Regions from separate parts of the Mus musculus genome. Here region 2 is linked to region 1. The links are chromatin loops, found by intact Hi-C in ENCODE. Cell type or tissue: left cerebral cortex. All regions are shown on one strand.

Region 1 (2,500 bases):
AAATATAATAAAACCAATATATAGTAAACCAATAACCAACATTAAACTAAATGGAGAGAAATTCAAAGCAATCCTATTAAAACCAGGGACAAGAAAAGGATGCCCACTCTCTCCCTACCTATTCAATATAGTTCAACGCACTAGCCAGAACAATTGCAGAATAAAAGAGGAACAAAAGGTTATATATTGGGAAGAGGAATTCACCTTATCAGTCTTATGAGAGGATATGATACTTTATATGAGCGACCACAAAAATTCTACCTGAGAGTTTCTGCAGCTGATATACAACTTCAGCAAAGTGACTGGATATAAAATTAACTCTAAAAAACCGGTAGCATTCCTCTACGAAAAGGATAAACTGAGAAAGAAATTAGGGAACCAACACCCTATACAATATTCAGAAATAATAGGAAATTTCTTAATGTGACACTAATCAAGCAAGTGAAAAATCTGTATGACAAGAACTTCAGATCTCTGAAGAAAGAAGTTAAAGATGACACCAGAAGATGGAAAGATATCCCAAGATCATGGATAGGCAGGATTACCATAGTATAAAAATGGCTACCTTGCCATAAGCAACCCACTGATTCAATGCAATCCCCATCAAAATTTCAACTCAGTTCTTCAAAGAGATAGAAATAGCAATTCTCAAATACATCCAGAATATAAAATAACCAAGGATAGTTAAAAATATTCTCAACAATAAAATAATTTCTGGGGAGATCACCATCTCTGACCTCAATTTTACTACAGAGCAATAGTGATAAAAACCACATGGAATTGGCACAGACAAAGGCAGATAGATGAATGGACTATAATTGAAGACACAATTAAACCCACACACCTATGATCATTTGATATTTGACAAAGACGCAAAAACCATCCAGTGGAAAAAAAGACAGTATTTTCAACAAATGGGGTGGTTCATCTTGCTGCTGGCATTTAGAGGAATGCAAATTGAAACATTCTTGTCACCTTGTACAAAGCTCAAGTCCCAGTGGATGAAGAACCTAGACATATAACCATATAAATGGGATCTAATGGTCAAGAAAGTGGGGAAGTTCCTCAAACATGTAGACACATCGGAAAATTTCCTGAATAGTTCACCAATGTCTTATACTCTATGAACAATAATAGTCCAATGGTATATCATAAAATTACAAGGCTTCTGTAAGGGAAAGTACACTGTCAATTGGTAGTTCCTAAGAGAATTAGAAATAGATTTTCCTGAAGACCCAGCTACACCACTCCTGGGCATATACCCAAAAGATTCTCCAACATATATAAAAATGAATCATGTTTCATATTATTCATAGAAGCCTTGCTTATAATAGCCAGAAACTGGAAATAACCCAGATGTCCTTCAACAGAGGAATGGATACAGAAAATGTGGTGCACTTTCACAATAGTATACTATTCAGCTATTAAAAAAAATTATTTCATGAAATTCTTAGGCAAAAGGATGGAACTAGAAAATACCATCCTGAGTAAAGTAAGCTAGTCATAAAAGAACACACATGGTATGCAGTCACTGATAAGTGAATATTAGTCCAAAAGCACAGAATACCTCTTATATAATTCACAGATCATATGAAGCTCAAGAAGAAGGAAAACCAAAGTGTGGATGTTTCAGTCATTCTTAGAATGGAGAATAAAATACAAATGGGATGTAGGGGTTGGGAGGGACTTGGGAGGAATAGAGGATGAGGAGGAGAATAGGGGTGCAGGATACAGTATGAATAAAATACATATGGTCAGGAATTTGAACAGAATTTTTTAACAATGGAGCATAGGGAACTGAGGATAGCCACAAAAAATCCCAGATGCCAGGAAAGCAAGAGACTCCCAGGACTCAACAAGGATAAGATTAGCTGAGCCATGAGAACTTCATGGTATTCTGTAGCATAGCTCTGCTTGTGGTATTCTCAATCCTTACATGCTTCTTAATATAAGGGTTGTATGTAAACTTATAGCTCAATTCTAGGCTCTCACTCAGCAGTATTATTAGCACTCTCAATAATACTGAATGATAGCCAGGCAGTGGTGACACACACCTTTAATCCCAGCACTTGGGAGGCAGAGACATACCGATTTCTGAGTTCAAGCCATCCTGGTCTATAGAGTGAGTTCCAGGACAGCCAGGGCTATACAGAGAAACACTGTGTTGATAAAAAGAAACAAAAACAAAAACAAAACAAAACAAAACAAAAACAAACAAATCAAAACAAAACAAACAAAATACCCCCCCCAAAAAAACAAACAAACAAGCAAACAAAACCACCCCCCCCCCCAAAAAAATAGTGAATGATCTTTGTTAATGATCACTGCTGGAACAGTTAAGGATTAAATCACACATTTGAAAAGAATTCACAAATATAGTTTGTTAGCAATGACCACAAACTTTTTACTTTGGAAATGAAACTTGTTAGTAAAGCTAGGTTAAGTTGTTTTTGTTGTTGGTGTTGGTGGTGGGGTGTGTGTGTTTCTTGTAGTTATACTA
Region 2 (2,500 bases), 210 kb before region 1:
AGTCCAAGTGGATGAAGAACCTCCACATATAACCAGATAGATGGGAACTAGTGGACAAGAAAGTGGGGAAGTTCCTCAAACATGTGGACACATCGGAAAATTTCCTGAATAGTACAACAATGTCTTATACTCTAAGAACAAAAATAGTCCAATGGTATATCATAAAACTGCAAGGCTTCTGTAAGGCAAAGTACACTGACAATAGGCAGTTTCTAAGAGAATTAGAAATAGATTTTTCTGAAGACCCAGCTATACCACTCCTGGCAATATACCCAAACGGTGCTCTAACATATTTAAAAAGGAAACATGTTTCATATTGTTCATAGAAGCCTTGCTTAAAATAGCCAGAAACTGGAAATAACCCAGATGTCCTTCAACAAAGGAATGGATACAGAAAATGTGGTATACTTTCACAATAGTATACTATTCAACTATTAAAAAAACGATTTCATGAAATTATTGGGCAAAAGGATGGAACTAGAAAATACCATTCTGAGTAAAGTAAGCTAGTCATAAAAGAGCACACATGGTGTGCACTCACTGATAAGTGAATATTAGCCCAAAAGCCCAGAATAACTAGTATACAATTCACAGATCATGTGAAAGTGTGGATGCTTCAGTCTTTCTTAGAAGGGAGAATAAAATACAAATGGGATGTAGGGGTTGGGAGGGACTTGGGAGGAATAGAGGATGAGGAGAGGAATAGAGGTGCAGGTTATGGTATGAGAGTACACTAGGATAAAATATATATGGTCAGGAATATGAACAGAATTTTTTAACAATGGGGCATGGGGAACTGGGGATAGCCACAAAAAGTCCCAGATGCCAGGAAAGCATGAGACTCCCAGGAGTCAACAAGGATAAGATTAGCTGAGCCATGAGAACTTCATGGTTTTCTGTAGCATAGCTCTGCTTGTGGTAATCTCAATCCTCACATCCTTCTTAATCTAAGTGTTGTATGTAACTTATAGATTACTTCTATTCTCTCACTCAGCAGTATTTTTAGCACTCACAATAATAGTGAATGATTGCCTGGCAGTGTTGGTGCACACCATTAATCCCAGCACTTGGGAGGCAGAGACATACAGATTTCTGAGTTTGAGGCCATCCTGGTCTACAGAGTGAGTTCCAGGACATCCAGGGCTATACAGAGAAACCCTGTCTTGAAAAAAAATAGTGAATGATCTTTGTTAAGTATCACTTCTGGAACAGTTAATGATTAAATCACACCTTTGAAAAGAATTCACAAATATAGTTTGTTAGCAATGACCACAACCTTTTTAATCTGGAAATGAAACTTGTTAGTAAAGCTAGGTTAAGTAGTAGTAGTAGTAGTAGTAGAAGTAGTAGTAGTAGTAGTAGTACTAGTAGTAGTAGTAGTAGTAGTAGTAGTTGTTGTTGTTTTTGTTGTTGTTATTGTTGTTGTTGTGTGTGTTTTCTGTAGTTATAGTATAGAAAATCTTAGGAAATAATTTGAAGTTCAGAAAAGCACACTCTTAATAGTTGAGCTAGATTGGAATTGATATTATTTTACTTTGAGATTTATAGCTGTAAAGAGACACCATGACCAAGGCAATTCTTATAAAGGACTATAGTCAGTTGGGGCTGGATTATAGGTTCAGTGGTTCAGTCCATTATCATCATGGCAGTGGCATGTCTACATCTAGGCAGATATGGCACTGGAAAAGCTGAGACTTCTACATCTTCATTCCAAGGAAGCTAGGAGCAAACTGACTCTTCTGCACTCTGCAGAGTCTCAAAGCATACCCCCACAGTTACACACTTCACACAACATGGCAACACCTACTAACAGTACCACTCCTAATGGACCAAGCATACTCAAATCACCTCATTAAACACCCTGGCACCCATAGTCTTGTTCAGTCACATGACTCTATGGAAGTCATAGCTAAACATAGTCTATGGAAGTTTCAACAATATTAAAAGTCCAAAATTCAAACACTTTTGTGAGATTCATTCAAGCACTTAACTATATAATTGCCTATAAAGTAAAAATGAAAAAAAAAAAGCAGAACACATATCTTAAATGTCTCAGGATGTACACTATCATTCCAAAAGATAGTAGTGAGGAAATACTGGAAAAAACAGGATCGATAACCACCTAGGCAATTTCCAAATTCTGCATCTATATGTTTGATGTAAAAGTGCTCTTCGTAATTCTAACTCCTCATCATTGTTGACTGCAACACAATTATTTCTCTTGGGTTGTTTCTCTTCCCTGTTAGTAGATTTCCTCAGCAGATATCCTACGATTCTGACATCTCTAGCATTTTAGATTATCCAAGGCAACTTCACTTTTACATGTTCTTGTTTCAATCTCTGAGAGACACACATGATCTTGTAGACTTCTCTAAATGCCTTAGAGGAGCCAGCTCTGTCCTCTGTAGCACTCTAGGCTCTAGGTAACTCTCCTCCATTGCTCCTGCTGTTCATGGTAATCATTCATTGGTACTGGCATCTCCAATTTGCTTGAGTCTTC

The links. Hi-C counts contacts between places; a loop is a spot of excess contacts. Peaks named below come from ENCODE experiments on the same cell type or tissue, not always from the same donor. Only the 100,000 strongest peaks of a DNase experiment are listed, where the experiment ranks them.
Region 2: a loop joins it to region 1, with 12 times the contacts of the local background. A loop is called at or near these places in 16 of 42 quality-filtered maps.

Annotation. Positions count from the first base shown.
Region 1 is chr6:60,049,362-60,051,861 of GRCm38, forward strand. No RefSeq gene overlaps it. Among named protein-coding and RNA genes, the nearest start is that of Gm22723, 21 kb to the right of the region's middle. In left cerebral cortex, no CTCF peak of the experiment used is centred here; a DNase peak (open chromatin) is centred at 1,291.
Region 2 is chr6:59,838,049-59,840,548 of GRCm38, forward strand. No RefSeq gene overlaps it. Among named protein-coding and RNA genes, the nearest start is that of Gm22622, 130 kb to the left of the region's middle. In left cerebral cortex, no CTCF peak of the experiment used is centred here; no DNase peak of the experiment used is centred here.